2 separate regions of the Homo sapiens genome follow, and region 1 is linked to region 2. A link is a loop called in an ENCODE intact Hi-C map of the cell type or tissue named here. Cell type or tissue: heart right ventricle. All regions are shown on one strand.

The links. Hi-C counts contacts between places; a loop is a spot of excess contacts. Peaks named below come from ENCODE experiments on the same cell type or tissue, not always from the same donor. Only the 100,000 strongest peaks of a DNase experiment are listed, where the experiment ranks them.
Region 1: it touches region 2 in a loop (2.4-fold over the local background); 4 of 110 quality-filtered maps call a loop at or near these places.

The regions. Positions count from the first base shown.
Region 1 is chr12:50,179,978-50,184,977 of GRCh38, forward strand. It overlaps LIMA1 (LIM domain and actin binding 1), which reads right to left. Exons shown (of 11, transcript NM_016357.5): 10 at 1,927-2,060. Among named protein-coding and RNA genes, the nearest start is that of CERS5, 15 kb to the left of the region's middle. In heart right ventricle, a CTCF peak has its summit at 2,666 (motif pointing right); no DNase peak of the experiment used is centred here; H3K27ac peaks cover 1,582 bases.
Region 2 is chr12:50,292,421-50,297,420 of GRCh38, forward strand. LOC107984505 (a long non-coding RNA gene) reads left to right here. Exons shown (of 2, transcript XR_001749144.2): 2 at 3,256-4,047. Among named protein-coding and RNA genes, the nearest start is that of LIMA1, 11 kb to the left of the region's middle. In heart right ventricle, no CTCF peak of the experiment used is centred here; no DNase peak of the experiment used is centred here; H3K27ac peaks cover 1,867 bases.

The DNA.
Region 1 (5,000 bases), 110 kb before region 2:
AACATGGTGAAACCCCATCTCTACTAAGAAATACAAAAATTGGCCAGGCGTGGTTGCTCACACCTGTAATCCCAGCACTTTGGGAGGCCGAGGAGGGCAGACTGACTGAGGTCAGGAGTTCAAGACCAGCGTGGCTAACATGGTGAAACCTCATCTCTATGAAAAATACAAAAATTAGCCAGGCATGTTGCACACGCCTGTAGTCCCAACCACTCGGGAGGCTGAGGCAGGAGAATTGCTTGAACCTGGGAGGTGGAGGTTGCAGTGAGCTGACATCATCCCACTGCACTCCAGCCTGGGCGACAGAGCAAGACTCCATCTCCGGAAAAAAAAAAAAAAAGAAAGAAATTAGCTGGGCGTGGTGGTGCCCGCCTGTAATCCCAGCTACTCAGGAGACTGAGGCATGAGAATCGCTTGAACCTGGGAGACAAAGGTTGCAGTGAGCCAGGATCACACCACTGCACTCCAGCCTGGGCAACAGAGTGAGACTCCATCTCAAAAAGAAAAACCAGATGGGGTCTCTCTATGTTACCCAGGCTAGTCTTGAACTTCTGGCATCAAGTGATCCTCCTACCTGGGCACTCCCAAAATGCTAGGATTACAGGTGTGATCCTTATATCCACACCTAGATATAAGCTTGATTAATAGAAGAATGGTGAGGAGTTGACAGGAGGTAGTTTTTCCCTAATGTCAGTCCTAGACAAGCCTTTAGGAGATTTGGTGTCTCTTGCAGGATGATAAGTTTTATCTTTTTAAAGTTTTTTCCCTTAAGTTACGAACCATTCTGAAGAGTGACAAATGTTAAAGGGGGTATAAAACGGCAGCACTTCCACAAAAGAAATAAGGTGCTTTAAGCCAGGCACAGTGGCTCACACCTATAATCTCAGCACTTTGGGAGGCCGAGGCGGGTGGATCACGAGGTCAGGAGATCAAGACCATCCTGGCTAACATGGTGAAACCCCTTCTCTACTAAAAATACAAAAAATTAGCTGGGTGTGGTGGCGGGCGCCTGTAGTCCCAGCTACTTGGGAGGCTGAGGCAGGAGAATCGCTTGAACTCAGGAGGTAGAGGTTGCAGTGAGCTGAGATCACGCCACTGCACTCCACCCTGGGCAACAGAGTGAGACTCTGTATCCAAAAAAAAAAAAAAAAAAAAAGGTGCTTTGGAGAAAAAAATTAACACAGTGGGCAGCAGAAGAACTAATGAGTGGAAGTGACTGAGGTACACTTTGGCTGCATGTTTGGAGAAGCTGTCTAGCTAGAGCTATCTAATAGCTAGAAATGTCACACAGATGCCAAAACATCTTTCAAGAGTATTTTAGGAAGGATTGCTCAGAAAGGAAAGCTGGAGAAAGTGACATCTTGGTTACTTCCTTCTGTAAGACTCTATGATTAAAATGAGTTAATTTGGAATGTTTCCCCGATTTGTCACATTTATATTTGCACTTTGAGTTACTTGGAAGAAATGATATGTAACAACTATTTTCTCAGAAATAAAGTGAGGCAACATAGAGAAAAAGACATGCTCTCCAGGGGCTATTATTATTGCCATTATTATCATTTATACAGTGGTTAAGACAAGTAAGGGCTTAAACAAGTAACCTCTTGAGATTTCTTAACTTTGTGATTCTGTGATACCAAGGGAAAACATTCTATTAAATTAGGTCACAGGGGGGTTTACCTGCAACTCATATTATTTAAGCTTCGGTCCTAACATGTAAATTAACATATCAATACACCAAGAAGTTCCAAACACCATCATTATTTGGTATGAAAGACTTGTCACTAAATGATGCTTTTTACTTTATTCAAGAGCCTTCAACAGAATATCATTAGCACAGTAGCTTTTAGCACCAGTGCTCTAAAAGCCAAAGACTCCCTCTAGAGTTCCAGTTATAGACAGATGGCTTGTTTTGGGCTGACTTACCTGAGTTTGTTGTTGCAATAGGAGCAACGGAAGCAGCTGATGTGAAACACCTGCTGGTTGGCCAAGAGACGCTCCATTGGATAGACTGTCTTCTGACATTCCACGCAGGTCTCTCTTGCAGGTGCCTGAAACTTCTAGGAAAAACAAAAAGACAACTTTAGCATGGGCAGCGATGAGTTAGCACTGTCTTGAGATGGACCCTAGAATTTACTTTGTCTAAGGGCTCCCTTAGCTGGTCAGTCAATTCTCATGGAGCACTAAACCTGCTACAATTCTATCAGCTGACTCTTTAAAGCCAAGAGGCTCTCTTGATATTCCCTTCCCAAACTGTGTGGCTGCTCTAAATGTAGCAGCCACCAAGGATAGGTGGAGCTACGTCTGGATTACAAAGAATGGCTTAGACAAGTCACGACCCACATAAAAAATGTTAGGAGCAGGGGATGGGGGAAGGGGTCGGGGGGGGGAGTGCAGGGATTAGGAGAAAATGTTATCACACACAGAAGAAAGAAGTTTGATTCAAGTGCCAAGTAAACACAAGACAGATTCTAAAGGGGATAAATTTCAAGGAGAGGAAGAGCATTTGGCTTTGGGAATTAGGAAAGACATTTCAGTAAAGCCCCTTTTATTCTGCTCTGCTTATAATCTTGATTTGTTCAATCAACTAGACATACTATTTTTAAACAAGTCAAAACTGACACACAAGTGGAACAATTTATAAGAGACACAAAGTATTTTATTAGGACACCAGAGGGAAGCATAGCCCATTAAAGCTATAGGTTCTATAATATTTCTAAAAACCAATGGAGAGAAAAACTAATGCAATGGGAAACACACTGGTTAATGTATTAATGACTGGGAATTCATGAACTGTTTGTAAAGTTGGAACAAACATGGGCACAGTGGTTCTACCTGATAAACTCAATCCTAAAGAATATAAAACAGTTGGTATTCTAGCACTGATAAAAGCCAGAACTCCAAAAATATTATAAGCTTTCACATGATAAGAAATAGTTACATGGGCCAGGTGCGGTGGCTCATGCTTGTAATCCCAGCACTTTAGGAGGCCGAGGTGGGCGGATCATGAGGTCAGGAGTTCGAGACCAGCCTGGCCAACATGGTGAAACCCCGTCTCCAGTAAAAATACAAAAATTAGGCAGGCGTAGTGGTACACTCGTGTAATCCCAGTTACTCGGGAGGCTGAGGCAGGAGAATGGCGTGAACCCGGGAGGCAGAGCTTGTAGTGAGCCGAGATGGCGCCACTGCACTCCAGCCTGGGCGACAGAGTGAGACTCCATCTCAAAAAATAAAGAAAAGAAATAGTTACATGGCTACTAAGGGGTGGGGAGTAGATGGGAATGCAAAGTCCCTAGGTGTATGGGAGTTAACCCTTGACTTGCCCAACACAAACACCTCAACCAGTAGATGCGGGAGACAGCTTAGGTGGCCAGGAAGCTCTCATCAGCAATTAGGAGGTGCTTTTGCTGCCATGATCAGCCTGGGCTCTCACCAGAAAACACATGATGGTAAGTAATGCAAATTAATCCCAAGGCCCAGGACCTGGATAGTTAAGCCTGAAATGAACCAGGTTATGGGCAAGATAGAATTTTGAGTAAAAAAAATCCAAAATAGGCTGGGTGTAGTGTCTCACGCCCATAATCCCACACTTTGGGAGGTTGAGGTAGGCAGATCACGAGGTCAGGAGTTCAAGACCAGCCTGGCCAACATAGTGAAACCCCATCTCTACTAAAAATACAAAAATTAGCCGGGCATGGTGGCGTGTGCCTATAGTCCCAGCTACTCGGGAGGCTGAGGCAGGAGAATCGCTTGAACCTGGGAGGCAGAGGTTGCAGTGAGCCGAGATTGAGCCACTGCACTCCAGCTTGGGCAACAGAGTGAGACTTGGTCTCAAAAAAAAAAAAAAAAAAAAAAAACCCAAAACAGGCCCATAAAAAATTCAGACTGTTGGTTCACTTGCCACATGATTCACTAGGAGGTAAAGCAAAAAATAAAAATGGTTTTCCAAGTAGATTTGGGCAGGAAGTGAGAGCAGAAAATGTGCATAAAATGAAAATAAAGAAATCTATAAAAGGAAGTTTAATAAAATTAGTGGTAAACTCCCAAGTAGTGCCCAAGGGATTTAAGAAGGAAGGAACAAAGCTGAGTGGAAATGGCTAGTTACCAGGACTCTGCTTTATTCTAGGGGCAATGTCCTAAAAAGAAACATCTAAAGAATCAAAAGACCACAGGTTACAACCTAGTTTAGCATAAGGGAGGTATTTAAATATAACCAAATGTTATTGTAATGAATGTTGTTGCAAGTAATTAACACATTATCGTATTTGGAGTTCAGAATTCTTTTTTTCTTATATGGACACTGCTAAATGGAGATATCTTTGCAGAGTTTTAATTAAGTTTTCTCTAAAAGGACTAGGTCTTTGTCTAGGTAGGAGATACACTGGCCAGGTGCGATGGCCCAGGCCTGTAATCCCAGCACTTTGGGAGGCCAAGGCAGGTGGATCACTTGAGGTCGAAGTTCCAGAGCAGCCTGGCCAACATGGTGAAACCCTGTCTCTACAGAAAATGCAAACATTAGCTGGGCGTGGTGGCGGGCGCCTGTAATTCCAGCTACCAGAGAGGCTGAGGCACAAGAATCACTTGAACCCAGGAAGCAGAAGTTGCTGTGAGCTGAGATCTCATCACTGCCCTCCAGCCTTGGAGACAGGGCAAGACTCTGTCTCAAAACAACAACAACAAAAGGAGAGATATTAAAAAGCAGAATAAATTTTTGGTGTAATAGTATAATGGATGCTACTGGAGAGAGCCTGTACAAATCACAATTCACATAATGTAAAAGTAGGACAAATGTATTTATCAGATTAAAAATCATTTTCAGTTGCAGAAAGGGAATTCTGCGTTTTTTGTTTTTTTTGTTTTGTTTTGTTTTTTGAGACAGAGTCTCACTCTGTCACCCAGACTGGAGTACAGTGGCGCGATCTCAGCTCACTGCAAGCTCCACCTTCCGGGTTCAAGCGATTCTCCTGCCTCAGCCTCCTGAGTAGCTGGGATTACAGGCG
Region 2 (5,000 bases):
CATGAACATGGAATATATTTCCATTTTTTCATGTTCTCTTCAATTTCTTGCCTCAGTGTTTTATGATTTTCACTATAGAGCTCTTTTATTTCTTTGGTTAAGTTAATTCCTGGGTATTTTGTTTTATTTGTAGCTATTGTAAATAGGATTACTTTCTTTTTTCTTTTTTTTTTTCCTGAGACGAAGTCTCGCTCTTGTCCCCAGGCTGGAGTGCAATGGCATGATCTTGGCTCACTGCAACCTTTGCCTCCCAGGTTTAAGCAGTTCTCCTGCCTCAGCCTCCTGAGTGGCTGGGATTACAAGAGTGCGCCACCACACCTGGCTAATTTTTGTATTTTTAGTAGAGACAACATTTCACCATGTTGTACTTACTCCAGCTAGGCTGGAGTAAGTACAATTTTTAAATTCTGCTTCCCTTACTTCATACTTCTATAGGTAAAAGTCATTCATTTTTAAATACAATAAATATTTATTAAGTACATACAATATGCCAGGTACAGTGTGAAGCACTGAGGATTCACTGGAGAACAAGACAGTGATTCAGTGGGATGAATAATTAAATAGGTGGAATACTTTAGATAACTGTGTTATGGTAAGGGAAATACAGGAGGCTAGTAGCCCTTAGGAGGGGTACTTATCCCAGAGTTGGGAATCAAGGATGTCTTCGTAGTAGAGGAATTGATGTCTAAATTGAATGGTAAATAGGTATTAGCAAGGCAGAGGTGTGTATCATTATGTGTGTGTGTGTGTGTTTGGTTGGCTCGCTGAAAGGTTAGATGGGGTAGGATCAACAGGGGAGAACAAAGCATTATAGGGCTATGTTTACTTTAAAAATGGGAAAATACAGTATAGCTTAAGTCTAGGTTGTAGGAGGTGGTACTTACAGATGAAGGTGAAAAGCTAAGCAGGGACTAGATCTTATAAGGCATGAAGACATGTTAAGGAGTTTGAGTTCTATCTTAGGAGAACTGGGGACCTCTTAACCCTGTGCCTTAAAGCTAAAGACTACCTATATCAGAATCACCTAGAGGTCTGGTTAAAAATGCTCATTTCTGGCTGGGCATGGTGGCTCACGCCTGTAATCCCAGCACTTTGGGAGGCCGAGGCAGGCGGGTCACAAGGTCAGGAGATCGAGACCATCGTGACTAACACGGTGAAACCCCGTCTCTACTAAAAATACAAAAAAATTAACAAGGCGTGGTGGCGGGTGCCTGTAGTCCCAGCTACTCAGGAGGCTGAGGCAGGAGAATGGCGTGAACCGGGAGGCGGAGCTTGCAGTGAGAGGAGATCGCGCCATTGCACTCCAACCTGGGTGACTGAGAGAGACTCCGTCTCAAAAAAAAAAAAAAAAAAAAAATGCTCATTTCTATTTTCTGCCCCAGATCTAAAAATCAAAATCACTGGAGTGAAGTCCCCAAATCTGTATTTTTAACAATACTTCCAAGTAATTTCTTTCTTTTTTTTTTTTTTTGAGACGGAATTTTGCTCGTCACCCATGCTGGAGTGCAATGGCTCTCAGCTCACTGCAACCTCCACCTCCCAGATTCAAGCGATTCTCCTGCCTCAGCCTCCTAAGTAGCTGGAATTACAAGAGTCCGCCACCATGCCCGGATAATTTTTGTATTTTTAGTAGAGACTGGGTTTCGCCATGTTGGCCAGGCTGGTCTCAAACTCCTGACCTCGGGTGATCTACCCCCCTTGGCCTCCCAAAATACTGGGATTACAGGCATGAGCCACCGTGCCCAGCCCCAGTTAATTTTTTTATTTTTGTAGAGATGGGGTATCAGTATGTTGTCCAGGCTGTCTTGAATTCCTGGGCTCAAGGGATCCTGCCTGGCCTCCCAGAGCACTGGGATTATAGGCATGAGCCACCACGCTCAGCCAGTTAATTCCTTTTTAATGCCAAGTAATATATTCCATTATAGGCACATATCACAATTTATCGATTCACCAGTTGATGGACATTTGGGTTGTTTCTAGTTTTAGGCTATTTATTAATAAAGCTGCTGTGAACATTTACATAACAGTCTTCATATAGACGTGTGTTTTTATTTCTCTTGGATAACTACTTAGGAGTGGGATTGCTGGGTTGTATAGTAATGTACATTTAACTTTTTAAAATACTGCCAAATTTTTCCAAAGGTGGTGTACTATTTTGCATTCCCGCCAGCAATGCATGAGAGTTCTAGTTGTTCCCCATCCTCTAATGTACTTGATCTTGCTGGTCTTTTAAGTGTCAGCCATTCTATTGGGTGCCGTGATAGCCCATTGTGGTTAATTTTCATTTCACAAATAACCAATGATGTTGTACATCTTTTCATATGCTTATTTGCTTTTATATTTTATTTAGTGGAGTATTTGTTCAATTTTTTTGCCCATTTATTAATTGGGTTATTTGTCTTATTATAGAGTTGAAAATATTGTCCATATAGCCTGGATACAAGGCCTTTATCAGATACATGCTTTGAAAGTGTTTTCTCCCAGTCTGTAGCTTATTTCTTAATTTTTCTTTTCTTTCTTTTTTTTTTTTTTTCAGATGGAGTTTCACTCTTGTCGCCCAGGCTGGTGCAATGGCACGATCTCGGCTCACTGCAACCTCCACCTCCCAGGTTCAAGTGATTCTCCTGCCTCAGCCTCCCTAGGGATTACAGGCATGGGATTACAGGCATGTGCCACCACGCCTGGTTAATTTTGTATTTTTAGTAGAGATGGGGTTTCTCCATGTTGGTCAGGCTGGTCTCGAACTCCCGATCTCAGGTGATCTGCCTGCCTCAGCCTCCCAAAGTGCTGGGATTACAGGCGTGAGCCACCATGCCCGGCAACAGTGTGTTTCAAAAAGCAGTTTAGGCTGGGCGTGGAGGCTCACGCCTGTAATCCCAGCACTTTGGGAGGCCAAGGCAGGTGGATCACCTGAGGTCATGAGTTCCAGACCAGCCTGGCCAACATGGTGAAACCCCATCTCTACTAAAAATACAAAAAATTAGCCAGGCTTAGTGGTCTGCGTCTGTAATCCCAGCTACCCGGGAGGCTGAGGCAGGAGAATCGCTTGAACCCGGGAATTGCAGGTTGCGGTGAGCCGAGCTTGTGCCACTGCACTCCATCCTGGGCAACAGAGTAAAACTCCATCTAAAAAAAAAAAAAAAAGCAGAAGTTTAAAATTTTCAAGTACAAATTACCAAATTTTTTTTTATGGCTTGTGCTTTTTGCATCCTGTTTTATTTTATTTTTAAGACATGGTCTCATTCTGTTGCCCAGGCTGGAGTGCAGTGGTATGATCATGGCTCACTGCAGCCTCAACTACCCAGACTCAAGCAATCCTCCTACCTCAGCCCGCCAAGTAACTGGGACTACTGGTGCACACCATGACGCCCAGGTAATTTTTGTATTTTTCTATAGAGCCTCCCAAAGTGCTGGGATTACAGCATCCTACCTAGGAAGTCTTTTTCTTGTCCAGGTGTGGTGGCTCATGCCTATAAGCCCAGCACTTTGGAAGGCTGAGGTGGGCAGATCACTTGAGGCCAGGTATTTGAGACCAGCCTGGCCAACATGGTGAAACCTCATCTCTACTAAAAATACAAAAAAAATAGCTGGGTGTGGTGGCACGTGCCTGTAATCCCAGCTACTCGGGAGGCTGAGGCAAGAGAATCGCTGGGACCTGGGAGGCGGAAGTTGCGGTGAGCCGGGATCGCTCCAGTGCACTCCAGCCTGGGTGATGGAGGGAGACCGTCTCAAAAGAAAAGAACAGAAATATTTGTCTAACCCAAGGCCCCAGAGATTTTCTCCTATGTTTTATAGATTTAGAAGTTTTATAGTTTTAGCTCTAACCTATAGTTAAGGGTCAGAGTTTTTCCATGTGAATATCCAGTTGTTCCAGCACTATTATTGAAAAGTCTATCTTTTCCCCCATTGAATTACATTGGCTGCTTTGTTGAAAGTTAAATAAATATATTTGTGTGGGTCCATTTTTGGAAATTCTGTTCTATTCCATTTTACTATATGTCTATGATAATCTTTTTAATAAAGAAAACTATTTTACTTTGGTGAAAAGAACTCTGAAGTTATTTTTAGGTATTATGAAAAAAGGCTGAATCTTTTTTTTTTTTTTTTTTTTTGAGATGGGGTCTCATTTTGTCACCCAGGCTGGAGTGCAGTGGCACAATCTTGGCTCACTGCAGCCTCTGCCTCCTGGGTTCAAGGAATTTTCCTGTCTCAGCCTCCTGCGTAGCTGGTATTACAGGCATGTGCCACCATGCCTGGCTCATTTTTTATTTTTAGCAAAGGTGAGGTTTCACCATGTTGGCCAGGCTGGTCTTGAACTCCTGACCTCAGGTGATCTGCCCGCCTCAGCCTCCCAAAGTACTAGGGTGACAAGCTAGAGACACTGCGCCCGGCCAGGCTGAATGTTATACGTGTGAACAATTGGCATTCTTCCCAAACATCTCTTACTCTAACCGGAAATATATGTGTATATTAAAGGTATTTTCTGTAACTAATTTCTAGGATAGTAAGTTATCATTGTATTGAATGTGCATTTTTATGCGTAAGAAGTAATTAGGCATTCTTTGCCTGAGCTTCATTTTTCTCCAAATATAAAAAAGGGAGTAAAATAAACTCATCATGTGGAAATCTTTAAAATAACCAAAACCAGGTTCTATTAAAGAATAATGAAAAAATATATAGAACATTTCAAAGGGTAAACCAGAATAAATTCTGTTCTTTGGGAACAACAGTTAGCCACATAAATACCACAAATCAAGGAAGGGGATTTCCTGACTTCCGCTTCCAAGCAATTCCAATAAATGAAGGAGGAAGTTATTTTCCTTTTTAAAAAACTTACTGTTGGCAGGATTAGTGTACTTCCTTTCACTCTTTTAGGATGTTAAACGCACATACACGAATATTCCTGTACTTCATAAACCTTTGGGATTTTGTCAGGTTCTGAGTATGCAGATTTTTTATTTATTTTTTTTTTGAGATGGAGTCTTGCTCTGTCATCCAGG